Linked DNA regions of Mus musculus: region 1 is linked to region 2. A link is a loop called in an ENCODE intact Hi-C map of the cell type or tissue named here. Cell type or tissue: heart. All regions are shown on one strand. Links, peaks and the distances in the headings refer to the core of each region. The heading gives the core; the rest is flanking DNA. Region 1 holds the start of Bag6 (BCL2-associated athanogene 6). Region 2 holds the start of Stk19 (serine/threonine kinase 19).

Region 1 (8,198 bases), core at 2,289-4,788, 300 kb before region 2:
TCTGCAGAAAAAAAGATACACAGCAAACCTCTTAAGTACATAAATGGATGCCTCCCTCCAGACAGCAGCCTTAAGCTCAGCAGCCCCAGCCCCTTACTGTACTCCTGGAGCTTCTTGTCGTCTTGTAGGACCCGGCCCTGGTAGATGAGCCGCTGTTTCTCGGAAGGGATGCTGACAGAGGCAGCTATGTGTTCCTTAAACTCCTTTACATTCATCTGAAAGGAGAGCCATGCACTGATATCAGAAAGTGAGAGAAAGAATGAAGAGGGAGGAACACCTGACTTCAGATGCCAACATCAAAATCAGACAGTCTCACTAGCCAACTATATCAACAGGCCGATATTTATTATGTCCATAAATAAATAAATAAATAAATAAATAAATAAAAGAGTGTGGCTAGAGAAATGGCTCGGTGATTAAGAGCTCATACTGGTCTTGCAGAGGACTCCAGTTCAATTTCCAACATCCACGTTGGGCAGCAGCTCACAACTACTGGTAAACACAGCTTTAGGAGACTCAGTGTCTCTGGCTTCTATGAGCGTTTGTACCCAGAGGCAGAGACACATACCAATACATAATTAAAAATAAGTGGGACGTGGTGTGTATGCCTCCAGCATTTGAGAGGCAGAAGCAGGTGGATCTCTTGTGAGTTTGAGGCCTGCCTGCTTTACGTAGTGAGTTCTAAAATAGTCAGACCAATGTACAGAGATTAAATTAATTTAAAAAAAAATCCAAATCACAACAACAGTAAATAACTAAAACCTATACGAAAGAAGCCGAATAGCTCTCCCTTTCTCCCTCTCTGCTATCCAGTATCTAGAGATACCAGTGATCCTTTTCTAAACTAAAACAATAGCAGGTGTTCAAGGCCATAATCTCAAAGCTGAATGCAGATAGACAGGCACTGGCACAGCCACTAATCTCAAGGATACAGAGCTAGGTGGATCTGACTACCAGGACAGCCATGACTGCAAAGTGAAACCCTGACTTAAAACACAAAATGAAGCAAGCAGGGCGTGGTGGCGCACGCCTTTAATCCCAGCACTCCGGAGGCAGAGGCAGGCGGATTTCTGAGTTCGAGGTTGTTACAACCATCTGTAACAAAGTAGGGGCTATAGTTTGGGGCTATAGTTTCCTAACTTCCACATGAAGAAAAGGCCACAGGTTGCAGAGTCTGACCTTCTCAGGCACCAAGTGCACACAAGGTGCACATGTGTATTTCCAGAGAAAGCACTCACATATAAAATAAAAACAAATACAATCTTCTAAAAGAAACCAAAAATACACACAACCCAAAACAACCATTACCACCATGGGGTTGGGAGGCAGGGTCTGGAAAGATAACTAACAAAGGTCAGAAAGGAACACACAATATACGGTTCAGTAGTAAGTGCTCTGTGCTAGGTCCAAGGTTCAGTACCCATCAGAACCACATACATGCAATAAATAAATAAATAAAAATAAGGGAAGGTGGAAAAAAAGAACAAACAAACCAAAAATAGCAATAGCATACAACTGAAATTCCAAGCTTGGAAAGCAGAGACAGGAGGATCATGAGTACAAGACCATCAGTTCTAAGACATTTCACTATGTAAGAAAAAAAGGACCAAGCCAAGTCAGATGTGGTCCTCTGTTATAGTGCATATAATCCTAGCACATAGACGACCACATAGACGACGAAGGCACAGTGGTCAGAGGCCAAAGTTAGCCTGGGCTATAGGAGATCCTGTGCCCACCTCCCGGAAAGACATTAAGTAATTCTTGGTAGGGCCAAATTAACTATCACATGTACCTACAGACAAAAGTCTATGTGGCTTTTTAAATATCTGCTTTAAAAACCACAAAAATGACCTCCTCATGGTGGTTGTCTCAAAGAATTATGCAGTGGCCACAGTGCACTAAGGTCAGGAGGCTCAAACCATGCCTCAGCTATTGACAAGTCTACTTCACAGTGGATGAAAGCAGGTTTCCTTAATCTTATAAAAATAGTACCAAGCTGTGAACACTCTGTTTAAAAAAAAAAAAAAAAAACCCACACCAAACTTGTCTGAGGTCCCTGTGACACACCATTCTTGTCCAAGGTGCCCCCTGTGTTGTGTCTGGTCCCAAAGGCCAGAGTCATGTCTGTCTCTTTGGGCTGGGGTCTGCACAGAACAGGTATAGATCCCTCCTCTCTACTTTCCTCTTCACTGAGTTCTGTCAAAGTGAAGACAGACTCCAAATCGGCCTCACTCAACAGTAACCACATCCCCTCACTCAATAGGTACATCAGATGTCCTATCCAGTAAGGGACAAAAGAGTCAATGACAAGAAAATCAGGCGCATCCTTCTACAAAGTACTGGTGTCTCACCTGGGCCCCCACAATAAAAGTCCGAGTCTGAGAGTCCAGGGTCTTCACCAGTACCTCCAGGCTGTCAGGCTCCTCCATAGCGGTACTGGCACTATCACTCGGCTCCATGGCCGACAGCTCTCTAAAGAAGAACGAGGGGGGGGGGTTCGCTGTCGGTCGCACTGTATTTTATACACCCGGAAGCCTCTCTGGACCCAATCTCCGCCCCAATCCCTTCAAAGTTTCTCATACACAAGCAGATATATTCATCCTCCTTCTCATCCCCCCTTTTTGATTCGGGGGCACAGGAACAGAAACACAAAGGGTAGGAGATCGACGGCATAGGGAGATGAAGGACGAGAGGTGGGAGGGGCTCCACCATGCCAATCACAATAGGGAGAGCCAGTTGGGCTAGGAATCAGGGAAGCAAGCACGAGACCGACCAGAGGCCAGTGTCATCACCGGTCGCGACCGAGCAAGCGCCCGAGAGATCGGGAAATCCTAGGACAACGCGAGGGGTGGGGGGAGGGTCGCGCTAGACTCGGCAGAGAAAAGTGGCTTCGCGCACGCGCAGCACCACAATCGAACCCGCCTAAATCACCACCGACCCAAGACCGCGGACACTCACGGGAGGCTGGACGGGCTCGCTGACCGCCCCCGCCTTCCGCCTCCGCCTCTCCTCGGTATTCCAGCAACACGACTTAACCAACACGCGACCAAACACATACAAACACACATACACAGCCCACCACCCTGTGGCTCCGCCCCCGACGTCCCCACGGTACCGTCACTTCCGGTCTCCCCCAACCTGGCACCAAGGGCCACTTCCGTTTCCCCGATCGTATTTGGGGGGATCTCGAGGCGGTACTTCCGGCTCCCCCAGTCTCCCCCGATTTACTTTCGTGGGGCACGATGAGAAAGTCCACAGCCCCGAACAGTGAGTTTCTGGGGGGCGAGACGGGCCCGGGCCGGCCGAGATGGGAGGGAGCCGACCACCCGGAGGAGCCGCCGCCGCCGCCGTCGTCGCCCGGGGGACCGCACTGCGCCTGCGTGAGCGGCGCCACGCGTGCGCACACTCTAAGTACTTCCCCGCCCCCCTCCGGCTATGTGCGTTTCTTCCCTGCGCGCGCCAGAGTGCAACCGGACCGGGGTGGCTACTGGAAACGCCTAAAGAAAAATGACTGAGTGAGATGCTGTAATTTCCTCGAGAAAAATTGTGAGACTTGTGTGGAGTGCACCTCGTTAATCAACGTCCCATCTTGATGGTCAGAGACGTTTACAGGCACAATTCTAACTACCTAAAACTCTGCAAGACCTCTGGTCCTCCCATCATTTCTGTTCTTCCGGAAGCCACTCTTTTTCGTGGACGGCTGGTGGCGTTCCGCGGGCTGTGTTTGCTTGTGCCCGACTCTAGTTCCTGGCGGGATTAGGCCGGTTGGGCTCTTTGCAGACTTTGAGCATCCTGTTTATTGAGATCTCCGAGGGAGTGCCATGTTTAAGGATAAAAAAAAATTCTATTGCATTTTTTGGTTTTGAGACATTTCTGCTGCTTTTTAAGAGCTTTGTAGAAAAAAAGAAAGAAAAGAGAACGGGTGCCTTGCGGATCAGATTAAAGGACAAGACTTTAAGAAGGGACCAAGGGAATGGAGAGATGGCTCAAGAGATGAAGAGCACTGTCTGCTCTTCCAGAGGTCCTGAGTTCAATTCCCAGCAACTACATGGTGGCTCACAACCATCCGTAATGAGATCTGACACCCTCTTCTGGTGTGTCTGAAGACAGCGACAGTGTACTCACATACATAAAATAAATAAATCTTTAAAAAAGGAAAAGAAAAGCCGGGCGTGGTGGTGCACACCTTTAATCCCAGCACTTGGGAGGCAGAGGCAGGCGGATTTCTGAGTTCGAGGCCAGCCTGGTCTACAAAGTGAGTTCAAGGACAGCCAGGGCTACACAGAGAAACCCTGTCTCAAAAACAAACAAATAAAATAAAATAAATAAAATAAAATAAAATAAAATAGAAAAGAAAAGAAGGAAGAAAAAGAAAGGGGATTGAAAGGCCCACCGCCAAGGGAGTTGAACGGTTAAGTTTTTCTCTCTCTGCATTCTTCCCCACTTATTCTTAGATGCCAGTACTGATGAGACTTCCAGTAAGCATTGTATGATGAGACTTTTACATGCTGTCTCACTGTTACCCTGAATTGCCTGGAACTCATAAGGACAATGTTCCCCCCACCACCACCCAGTGCAGGGTTGTGTGTCACTCTAATAGACTATATTTACGTTTTGAATTTTTTTTTTCCAAGATAGGATTTCACTATGTAAGTCTGGATGTCCTGTAACTCACAGAAACCCACCTGCCTCTGCATCCCAGATGCTGGGATAATAGAAGTTAAATATTTTTAAAAATACTTTTCGGGGATGGAGGAGGGGTGTATGGCCTGCGTCTGCAACAGCACAGTGCAAATGTGGAGATCCGAGGGAAATGTGGTGTCCTCTCACTGTGTGGGGACCAGGGGATCTTCAGCTTGGGTTGCCATCTGCCAAGTACCCTCACTGCTGAGCCACTTCCCCAGTCCCACATTTAGTATTTTATTATAAAAATTTCTGCCGGGCGGTGGTGGCGCATGCCTTTAATCCCAGCATGTGGGAGGCAGAGGCAGGCGGATTTCTGAGTTCAAGGCCAGCCTGGTCTACAGAGTGAGTGCTAGGACAGCCAGGGCTACACAGAGAAACTCTGTCTCAAAAAAACAAAAATAAAGCCGGGCGTGGTGGTGCACACCTTTAATCCCAGCACTTGGGAGGCAGAGGCAGGCGGATTTCTGAGTTCGAGGCCAGCCTGGTCTACAGAGTGAGTTCCAGGACAGCCAGGGCTACACAGAGAAACCCTGTCTCAAAAACAAACAAACAAACAAATAAATAAAAATTTCATGGGCTAGAGAGAAGTCCTGAGTTCAATTCCTGGCAGCCATATAGTGGCTCACAACCATCTGTAATTGGATCCGATGCCCTCTTCTGGTGTGTCTGAAGACAGCTACAGTGTACTCATATGAATAAAATAAATTAATAAATCTTTAAAAATCACTACCAGCAATTGCAGTGGGTGCTTTGCAGTTACTGATGATAATGGGTATTTCCTTCAGACTTGATGTATGCATGGTCCCATTTAATCCTGAGACTAATGGGTTGCCCATTCCAGAGATGGGGAAAACAGAGATAGAAATTAGTACAGTTGCCCCAGGAGGCTGGATCGTTGTTACCTCTGAGTCTGCTTGGTATGCATGAGTCCCCACATCTAACAGTCAAGTCAGGGGTTAGACCCACTCTTGTGTTTGGTTGTTTTTTTTTTTTTTTTTTTTTTTGGTTTTTGGAGACAGGGTTTCTCTGTATAGCTCTCTGGCTGTCCTGGAACTCACTTTGTAGACCAGGCTGGCCTCGAACTCAGGCCTGTCTCTGCCTCCCAAGTGCTGGGATTAAAGGCATGTGCCATCACACCCAGCAGACCCACTCTTTTTTTTTTTTTTTTTTTTTTTTTGGTTTTTTCGAGACAGGGTTTCTCTGTGTTGCCTTGGCTGTCCTGGAACTCACTCTGTAGACCAGGCTGGCCTCGAACTCAGAAATCCGCCTGCCTCTGCCTCCCGAGTGCTGGGATTAAAGGCGTGCGCCACCTCGCCCGGCAGCAGACCCACTCTTAATACTAGTGTTACACTTGCGTCTAATAGAATGTCTTCACTACCACCAAAATCTGAATAAACGTGAGCCCATTTGTCAGTGAGCTTTTCCTTCATGTGTTCTTACCAGTTCCCCTACTATACTCTCACAGGAGAAATGCAAGCTGGGCAAAGTGGCACAAGCCTTTAATCACTTGGGAGACAAAGGCAGGCAGATGATCTCTATGAGTCCAGCTGGCTTATGTAGTGAATCCCTGGACAACCAAAGTGACATAGTGAAACCCTATCAGAGAGAGAGAGAGAGAGAAAGAAGGGGTGGGGGGAGAATCCACCATGCCCTAGCGACTGGCTGGTGCCTGTTTTAACATTTATCAGTTTACATTGCAATGGATTGTTTGCAAAGCAAAGCTGTTTTCCGCTTTAAAAAAAAAAAAAAAAAAAAAAAAAAAGTCCTCCAGGATTAGCTAGTTCCTGGCAAACAACTGAAATTCCAGACTTGCCCAGTGAATGAATGAATGAAAGACCTAATCCAGCCACTTCTCATCGCAGCAGGGCTCCCATCAAATGCAGCATGGAAGACTGGGTTTCTACTGTAGGGCTCAGCTTTCCTCCTAAGGCCTCAGAGTCACTGGGTCATGCCCGGGTATATTGTAGAGTGGTTGCATCCGGAAGAGGGGGAGGAAGGCCCCGATGCCATAGTCAATCTAGGCTTGGGTTGGAAAACAAGGTTGAAGTTACTTATTAGCAGGTTAAAGGGTCAAGGGTCGAGGCGAGGGGGCTGGAGGCAGAGTAGACCGAGCGGCCATCAGAGAACAGTTAAGGCGGAGGTCCCCTCAACTGCAGAGCACCAACTCTCATCCCGAGATGTTCCACCAAGTTTGGGCAGCTCTGCTCTCTCTCTATGGCCTTCTCTTTAACTCCATGAATCAGTGCCCTGAGCACAGTCAACTAACTGCGCTGGGAATGGACGACACAGAGGTATGTACTGAGGGAACGCCTATATAGTAGAAGCTGAAAGTCTTGAGTAGGTGGGTCGCTCAAGATGGCCAGAAAGCATGTTGAAAAAGGAAGGGAGGAAGAGGGTGTGTGGGAGGCACTGGTGGCTCCTTGTTGCAAACATTGAAGGCCACCAGAATCGCAAGCCCCAAGTCTTGCTCTGCTGACAGATGGGGATGTTGGATGGATTTTTGTGATGCACCCAGCAACTCATCCTTTTGCTCCCTTCATTGCCTCTCCAGACCCCAGAGCCCCACCTGGGCCTGTGGTACTTTATTGCGGGAGCAGCCTCCACCACGGAAGAGTTGGCAACTTTTGATCCGGTGGACAATATTGTCTTCAACATGGCTGCCGGCTCTGCCCCAAGGCAGCTCCAGCTTCGTGCTACCATCCGCACGTGAGTGTCGAGCAAGGAGGCAGAGACACCACTGGGTGTGTTCTCTGCCCCAACTGTGAACAGTCACCACACCCAGCATCAGGCTCCCACTTTCTGCCCACTCAATTCCACAGCATTACAAGTCACTTTCTGGAGACAGAATGGGGCCTCACTATCTCTTAGTGGCTCAAAACCCAAAGAGCTAGGGTGTGGGGAAGAGAACGGTGGAATAAAGGATGTTACTGTGTGGTGGGAATGACACTCCATCTTCCTATCTTAACACTGCCACCTCTGCAGGAAAAGTGGGGTCTGTGTGCCCCGGAAGTGGACATACCGATTGACTGAAGGGAAAGGAAACATGGAACTCAGAACTGAAGGTTGGTTCCCACCAGCCCTCCCCTTGTCTCGTCTCCCTTAGCCGTTTCCCCTCGGGATTGAGGCTTGGACCTAGGACCTCCTGCATTCTTAGGAGGCAGGCATGCTATCACTGGGCCGTAGCCCTAGACCCTTTCTAGTTTGAGGCGGTTTCACTAAGTTGCCCTGATGGTTGTTGAGCTCACCCTGTAGCACAGGGTGTTGAACATGGATAGGCCTTGAATGTGAAACCCTCCTGTCTCAGTTTCCTGGGCAGCTGGGATCATGGTCCTCACTAGTAGGCCTGGTTCAGTGAGTCTGCATCTGTCCTCCTTTTCTCTCCTGATCCCAACAGGGCGCCCAGACATGAAAACAGACCTGTTCTCCAGCTCGTGCCCAGGAGGAATCATGCTGAAAGAGACGGGCCAGGGCTACCAGCGCTTTCTCCTCTACAGTGAGTGGGGATACAAGGC
Region 2 (8,198 bases), core at 550-3,049:
GAAGGCCTTACCTGGGATCGTCCTGGACTACTGTGCTCTGGGCAAAGCTAAGGAAGGCAGCACAGAAGTTCATGCACACAGAGGGATTCCAGCCTTCTCGGTCATTCTGGAGGGGGCACAAGAGGCAGAAGACTGGGGGTGGAAAGAGGAAAAGGCAGGTGGCAAAGGGGCACTGGGTCTGAGGACTTGGTACAGGGGGTGGGGAAACAGATGGCCACTCTGACACCTGCCTTACCCTGACATTTTCAAACATCTCCATGGTAGGAAAGGTCTTTAAGGAACAGACGAAACCTTCTGGGTTCCGGAAGCCGGCAACAACATGTGGGACCCCCGGGAGGAACGACTGAGCCCACCATTTCAGCAACTTGTGTCTGACGGGAGAGGCAAAGGGTCAGCAGGACCCTCCACCCCCCCCAACCCCCCCCAACCCCCCCCCAACCCCCCCCCCCGTCAGTCCCGGCCCCGGCCAGAACCTGTAAAAGCTCCTCCACTGGCCAGGGCTGTGCATCTCCTTGGATGTCTTGAGCTCCACGTAGCAGGAGGGAGGCTGTGTGCAAGGAGCCTGGGGGTTCAGGCAGTCTACCTCCCCGGAGAACAGGAGAGGGTGGTTTCCCAGGCGGCTGCGTAGCACAGAGCAGTAGGCCACGTTGGTGTTAACTTCCCCAGAGGGGTCTGGGGAGCCTCCGGGTTTGTCTGCACAAGAAGAGAAGGCAGCAGCAGAGGAAGGGGATCTCGACCTCTGTGGAAGGGGAGAGGGACCGCACGGCTGCGACGACTCTCACCTGCGCACATGTACTGCTCAAATTTGTAGCCCATGTACATGAGCTCCCGGAGGAGGGGTGGCCGTGCAAGCCTCTGGGCCCGAGCAGCCGGGGTCTCCACCTCACTTAGGTACAGTGTCCCTTGGAACCGGGAGGCTGCCAGCTGCCAGCCCTCCTGCCGCTCATACGGCGTGGTCAGCAATTTTGTCAGGTGCCCTCTCCATGTCACCGTGGCCCCTGCCAGCCAGCCGGGACCCCTGGGAGGGAAGAATGCGGGGTTTATGGTCTGACTCGAGTTTTACTTCTGTTGACTCAAAGTCCCCACTAAAGACCATTTGGCTTTCCCAACTTCAGAAGAGAAAGCCGGGTCACCAGGTCAGCTTCTGCGTTGCACCGGGCTCACCCCTCCAGCTGGTTCCGGTGTTCCAGGACCCAGCGCAGCAAATGGTCCAACCTCTCTTGGACTTCCTCGTCCCGGGGCTGGTATCGGTCAGGGTATCCATCTCTGAGGTCAAAGTCCGGGCCTGGGCCGTTGATGGGAGGGGGGCTGTAGTAGCGGAGGGCTCGGGCATCTCCATGGTACTGGCGTTGTGCGTCCAGGGAGAAGCAGCCCAGTTCGGATGGACGCCGGTAGAACGGGAAGGGTCCCGAGTACAGAGAGGGCTGTGTCCGCAGTAAAGGGACTGCCCGGGGGAGTTTGTGCAAAGGCTTTTCCACCTCTGTCTTCTCCGCTTTTCTCTTAGTCCCTCTGGGTTCCATGAGGTCCTGCGAGGAAAGCGTTTCCAGTGGATAAGGAGCGAGTGAGCTTCCAGGTTTGGGCTCTGCGTGTCAGGAGCCGGGCGCCTCGTTCCCACCCACGGACCAACGAACGCGGCGAGCTTGAGGAGTTTGGGGGTTGAAGCTAAGACTTGGTTACCTCAAAGCTCCCCACCCTGACCGACCTCCACCTCCTCGAGGCTACGGCGTCAGGGCCGCACGTCAGAAGCCGGAGAAGGATGCAAACACGGAGTTGCTGTTTCTGATGACGCTCTCATCCGCCCTCAGCGTCGGAGTGGGCGAGGTCCGTCTGCACCGGAGCGGGAACCCAGGCGGGCCACTCGCGCCTCGGCGCGCCCCAGTGAGCGCTCTGGTCGGGAGCCAATCAGCAGCGGTGCGGGCGACGGAAGTGAGGCTGCCTTCGTCATCAAACTCAGACGACCAGCCAGAGGGCCCGTCGTCATTATTCTGTGCCGGAAGACGCGGTCTTCGGGACTCCTTTCCCGGAATCCTGAAATCCGGGTTATGAATCGCAAGAGACGGCTCCTGGCGTCTGAGGCTTTTGGGGTGAAGCGGAGGCGGGCGCCGGGGCCCGTGAGAGCGGATCCTTTAAGAACAAGAGCAGGTAACCATGGCAACCTGGGCGCGGAAAGCCCGAGGGTATCCACCCTTGGAGGAGGGGGGGGAGGAGGAGGAGGAGGAGGAGGACCTAGGGTAGTAACCATGGCAACCCAGGCGCTGGGCAGCGACTCTGAGGGCTGGGGCGTCCGAACCTCCGCGCTGTCTCCACCCTCGCTCTCCACCCGGACCTGACCACGCGCTTGCTCCACCACAGGCTCGGCGCGCGAGGCCATCGAGGAGCTCGTGAAGCTGTTTCCCCGGGGGCTGTTCGAGGATGCGCTGCCGCCCATCGCGCTGAGGAGCCAAGTGTACAGTCTGGTGCCAGACCGGACGGTGGCCGACCTACAACTGGTGAGCACCTTGGAGACCTTTGGCGTGTCCCCCCCCCACCAGCCCCGGCCCTCCGACCCGCAGCCTCGAGGGCACTCGCCAAGTCCCTGTCGCTCAGACACTCAGTCGTCCGTCAGCAGGCGTTAGGCCAAGGCAAATGCAGAGCAAATCCCAGGGGTTTGGAACTGCAGGCAGATGTCACATCTGACAGGTGATGGCTGTTAGAGAAGGTTAGTGAGCGCGGACAAAGGTGTACTGAAGGTCACCGGTGAGAGAGATTGACTGAAGGAGAGAGATGAGTCTAGTGTTAATTCCCAGATTTCCCAAGTGATCAGTTAGTGATTAGGGGATTGACTAGAGGAGGGAGGCACCGAGTAGCTGCTTGCCTGATGTGCGTACACTGAGTTGCAGATTATAGATGTATGAGACAGTGGGCTATGACGCTGCAGATCATTCTAGGCTGTGGTGCACAAGGCATAGGGGCTAAATGAGATACTTAGGGAGACTAGAGGAGTGATGTAACCTCGTGGCCAAGTTTAGAAGGCGATTGAAAGCCAGGGCCATGTCTCTTCACACAAAAAAAATCCACAGTGGGCAGATTTCAGTCTCTGTTTTATAGGAACTCTCAGACCTCTGCCTGAGTTGAAGGTCAGAACACTGTGAACGGCTCTCTGCTGCTACATACCTCTCTGGGCTCCTTTTAACTAGGGCAGTTCCTCCTTAGAGGCTGTCACAGATCCTTCTTGCTTAGCTTTGTCCTTATATTGTTACAGAGTTTCTGACCTTGATTCCTGCAGGTGACTTCTGACCTCCTCCTCAGGCCATGGCCCCTGTGCTTCCTTTTCTATAACTGTTTTTTTTTTTTTCTTTAAACAAAAAGCTTTCAGAGTTGCACAAGTTTTGTTTTAAGACAAGGTCTTAATTTGTAGCCCAGACTGCCTTAAACTTGATATTCTCCTGCTTTCATCTCCCTAATGCTGGGGTTTACAGTAGTCAGAAGGTTAACTAGAGGGAGTCTCTTCTTTCTTTGGAGAGGGGAGGATTGAACTTGGGTCAGCAGACTTGACAGCAGAGTCACCTCCTCAGCCCTGTCACCAGCTCTAAGAAATTTCTCTTGTCCTCTCTCATTGCTTTCTTCTGGCACTGAAATTACATAGACATCTTCTCTTTGAACCCCTTCAGACACTTCCATGTTCAATAGTTTTGGGCTTTCTTTTATAATTGTACTGTTTAGTTTCATCTTAGATTAATAATCTGTTCAGAAAGCTTAATTTCATTTGCTTGTGGCTATGTGCTTGTGAGCATGGGTGTGTGTACATGTGGGTTTGCACTCTCAGATGCCAGAAGATGGCACTTGATCCCTGGAGCTGGGGAGGTACAAGTTACAGGTGGTTGTGAGCCACCAGATGTGGGAGCTAGGAACTGAATGTGGGAGCTCTGCAAGAGCAGGAATTACTCTGCCACCGAGCATTGCTCCCACCCCAGATCGATAGTCTTTTATTCAGCTGTACTAAAGTATTTCACACTCATTGAAGTCTTAGTTTATTGTCTTCATTTCTCAGTTTTAAATTCTCTACTGGGACTTTTTTTTTTTTTTTTCTTTTTATGGGTCTTATTATGCAGCACTAGATGACCTGGAACTCAGTCTGTAGACCAGGCTACCCTTGAACTCATAGAGACCCACCTACCTCTGCCTCCTGAGCGCTGAGATTAAAGCTATGCACCACGGTGACTGACTGGGACATATTTAAGCCTATATCTTTTTTATGATTATTTTAAATTTGATTATTATTTTTGGCCATGTGTACTGCCATATGGCTTTAATCCCATTGCTCTAGAGGTAAAGGCAGACAGATCTCTGTGAGCTTAAGGCCAGCTTGGGCTACCTATTAATGTTCTATTTCCAAATTATATGTGTGCATGTGCAAGTTCATGTGTACATGCCACCATGTGTGTGTAGAAGTCAGAGGGTATTGTGTGGTTGAATTCCCTCCTCCCATCACGTGGATCTCAGGGGCTGACTCAAGCCCTGGGGCTCAGCAGCAGGCCACCTGACCCACTGAAACATCCCACCAGCCCTAAGCCTGCTATGTCTTTTTAGAATTTCCTACCAGTAGTTTCTCATCTTGTTTTTTTTTTTAACACGTCAGCATTAGCAGCATTATTTTAAGTCGTTTGAACTTCATGTAGTCGTACATCTTGCTAAGGTGTAGTGGGAGAGCTTACAGCGTGGAGTGACCAGTTATGAATCAGTGTCTTTACCATCATTTATCATTTACCCATGTCAAGAACCTTAAAACACCTCTTCGTTGTTTCTAAAATGCCTAATAAATAAATTGTTATTAGCCAGGCATTGCGTCTCAGATAGGTAACTCTGGGACTCAGAAGGCTGAGGCCGAGGGATCCTACTAGTTAGAGGCTGGTGTGGGAGACAGAGGAACCCTGTCTCAAAAAGCTAAATAAAACAGTCCAAAGTGTTGTGATGTGTCCACACCCTCTGCTCTTCCCTGGGGAGGAGTTTTTTCCTCCTGGTGGCTGTCCTGGTGGGATTAAAGGTGCAGCCCGGGCTGCATGTCTTCTGAGCTTTACTTCCTGTGAGCCCTTTATTTTTGGCCATGTGCTGGGCAGATTTGCTCAGATCAGCAAATGCCCCCTCCCTGTTTCCCTTCTCCCAGAGTCTTTGCTTGCTTTAATATATCTGTCTGGTAGTTCTTGTGATCCTGTGAGCTTTTCAGTGTTATTGTTTTGAACCAGGGCCTCTTCATTTTGTATCTCTGGCTGCCCTGGAATTTCACTCTGTAGACCAAACTGCCCTTGAACTCAGAGATCTGCTTGCCTCTGTCTGTCTCCTGAGTGCTGGAATTAAAGGTGGAAGCCAGCATGCCCGCTACTTAAACAATTAAAAACTTTTAAAAGACCCATTGTTTCTGTGTATGGATGTTCTGCTTACATGTGTGTCCGCACACCACATGCGTGCCCTGTGCCTCTAGAGGTCAGAACAGGGTCAGATCTCCTGAAACTGGAGTTACAGACAGTTGTGAGCTGTCACGTTGTTGCCAGGAATCGAACCAGCATCCTCTGGAAGAGCAGCCAGTCTCTTAACTGCTAAGCCATCTCTCTAATCCCTTAAAAAGATTTTTTTTCCAGACAGATATGTGTTTTATGTGTGTGTGAGCATGTAGACATGCCACAGCGCGTGTTTGTCCCGGGGCCTGAGCTGAGGTCGAAAGATTGGTGAGGTGTCTTTATCCACTCTGGCTTCTGTTGTGTTGCTGCCCACAGAAGTCCTGGATGGTTTGTTTATTTGGGTTTGTTGTTTTTGTTTACTTCTTGTTTGCTTGCCTGGCATTTAGGCAGGATCTCATAGCCTAGGCTGGCCACAGACTCACAAGTTCTGCCTTCCCCTATCCAGTACGGAGTACAGGCATGTGCCATCATGGCCAGCTCCATTTTTATTTAAGTATTTTATCCAGTGCTTCTCACACACCTCCACCCAACATCTAGACTGATGAGTCTTCGGGGGTAGGATCTGTCTTTATCACTATTTGTCTTGTCCTTTTGAAACAAGCTCTCGATGTGTAGCTCTGGCTAGACAGTAGACCACACCAGGCTACTTCTGCCTCACAAGTGCAGTGATTAAAGGCACGACCTGCATCACTGTTTAATTGTAGTGACTGATAAGTCTGATGTTAGAAAATATGTATATTGATTATTAGCAGCTCATAAGGTGAGTAGGTGACTGGTTGGAAGCAGCTGCTTGATGGTCACCTGAGTGTCTTCGTGGTAAATGTCCTAATCCTCCCTCCCCATCCCCCCTCCCCGAAATCAGACTCTCTGCCCCAGAGCTCAGAACATGGCTGCTTGTCTTACCCTGTCTTTCTCTTTCCCCTCTCATCTCTGTGGAGACAGAAGGAGCTTCAAGAGCTGGGAGAGATCCGAATTATCCAGCTAGGCTTTGACTTGGATGCTCATGGGATTGTCTTCACGGAAGACTACAGGACCCGGGTCTGTGAGAGAGGAGGGAGGGGTGGGGGTGGGGAGTACACCAGTGTGGTGGTCTCAGGAGGGAAGCTGGGCATAGAAATAACTGACATTATGTCTAACCCACATAACCCATAGAGGGCACAGAGTTCTGGTAATTAGTAAGATGGGGAGGAAGGAAGGAAGAGTGGGAGAGGGAAGAAGGAAGCAGGGAAAAAGGGCAGTAGAAGGACCCAGGATTGGGGGTGGGGTCAGAGATAGAGAGCCATGGTGGGGGATGGGCTCATGCTGGTTACCGACATCAACTCTGGTTCTAGGTCCTCAAGGCCTGTGATGGCCGACCATGTGCTGGGGCGGTGCAGAAGTTCCTGGCCTCAGTGCTCCCAGCCTGTGGGGACCTCAGTTTCCAGCAGGATCAGATGACACAGACTTATGGCTTCAGGGACCCGGAGATCACGTGAGATGTGGTGGGGTCAGTAAAAGTTCACAGGGTCCCCTGTAAAGTACTAGGCAAGGTCTCAGTACAGAAGGATTTTAGGGTACCACACCTGTGTCAGGCCTCCTGCTTTCTAACTTGCTGGTATGGGAACTCACTGATCTCCCCTGGGAAGTAGCAGGGACAGAGTGGGGAGAGTTCATAGGTCATGGTGAGCCCAGAGATGACGCTTACTCCTCAGGCACATTTCAGAGCCTTTGCTCAGGGAGGGCTTCCCAAGGACACTGTTTTATGACCAAGCAGTCTCCACCAAGAGGCCTGGGGAGCTGGCTTGCTTGGAAAAGTCCATGCTGTGTGAGCATGGGGGCCTGAGCGAGCTGCAGTTCCGGCACCCCCATAAGCTGAGCACAGTGAGGTGCCTGGGACCCCTGTGCTGGAAGTCAGGAGAGAGGCTAGCAAAGTGCACCCAAGCCAATGAGCTCCAGGTTCAGTGAGAGTCGCTATCACAAAAAATAAGGTCCAGCTAAGTGTGATGTTGCACACCTTTAATCGCAGCACTCGGGAGGAAGAGTCAGGTGGATCTCAGAGTTTGAGGTCAGCCTGGCCTACAGAGCAAGGTCCAGGACAGCCAGGGCTATACAGAGAAACCCTGTCTCAAAAAATAAAAGGAAAAAAAAATAGGTCAATGTGAAAGATCCCTGAAGATGGGAGACCCTCACTCAATTGTAGGGATGACGCGACCCCCCCCCCCCAAGAACTCACGAGAGACCATCCTTGCTGCAATTGCACAAGGTTTATTGACAGGAACCAGCACGCTGGGGCCAACTCGTATCCCACGCAGGGGTAGAGGAGTTCAACCTCGAGCAGCTGGGAAAGGGGGTATTTAAAGGAAAAACTATAACCCAAGTGGGTAGGGAGGGTGTTATTGGAAAATACCAGTGAAGAATCACAAGGGGGAACTAAAAATCACAAGGGGAAACTCCCTGCTTCTCAAGATTGTTCTCAAGATTTTAATCTAACTTGTCCTGGAACAAGGTCACTGAACCTGCTTATGTAATTATCTGTTCTGTGGTCAGCCAGTTCTCAGAACAGGCTATTTCAGGGCCCAACTATTTTTCTTTCTTGGCTCTAACTTGGTCTGTGGGGTCAAACTTAAATTTTTTACCTTACATTCCCCAGTTCTAGTGGCTAGTTCTAATCATAGAACTAAATTTTAGTATCTTTACAATATTGATTTTTTTTGACTTTCTAAAGTATGATATTGTTGGCGTAACATCAAAATCTGAACAGCACTCACTCTTTCTCTAATAAAG

Evidence for each region. Peaks named below come from ENCODE experiments on the same cell type or tissue, not always from the same donor. Only the 100,000 strongest peaks of a DNase experiment are listed, where the experiment ranks them.
Region 1: it touches region 2 in a loop (2.4-fold over the local background); 1 of 42 quality-filtered maps calls a loop at or near these places.

What each region holds. Positions count from the first base shown.
Region 1 is chr17:35,130,389-35,138,586 of GRCm38, reverse strand. It overlaps Bag6 (BCL2-associated athanogene 6), which reads right to left and starts at 3,087. Exons shown (of 26, transcript NM_001372261.1): 1 at 2,959-3,087; 2 at 2,352-2,472; 3 at 98-215; 4 at 1. The coding sequence starts at 2,459. It overlaps Apom (apolipoprotein M), which reads left to right and starts at 6,786. Exons shown (of 6, transcript NM_018816.2): 1 at 6,786-6,977; 2 at 7,238-7,392; 3 at 7,669-7,748; 4 at 8,081-8,179. The coding sequence starts at 6,864. In heart, for the core only: CTCF peaks have their summits at 3,448 and 3,697; DNase peaks (open chromatin) are centred at 3,146 and 3,256; H3K4me3 peaks cover 1,829 bases; H3K27ac peaks cover 1,849 bases.
Region 2 is chr17:34,830,721-34,838,918 of GRCm38, reverse strand. Stk19 (serine/threonine kinase 19) reads left to right here and starts at 2,016. Exons shown (of 7, transcript NM_019442.3): 1 at 2,016-2,142; 2 at 2,353-2,489; 3 at 6,378-6,473; 4 at 6,767-6,906. The coding sequence starts at 2,043. It overlaps Dxo (decapping exoribonuclease), which reads right to left and starts at 1,900. Exons shown (of 7, transcript NM_001163770.1): 1 at 1,703-1,900; 2 at 1,165-1,526; 3 at 783-1,018; 4 at 474-693; 5 at 236-371; 6 at 12-106. The coding sequence starts at 1,520. In heart, for the core only: no CTCF peak of the experiment used is centred there; DNase peaks (open chromatin) are centred at 658, 1,258 and 1,918; H3K4me3 peaks cover 2,500 bases; H3K27ac peaks cover 2,398 bases.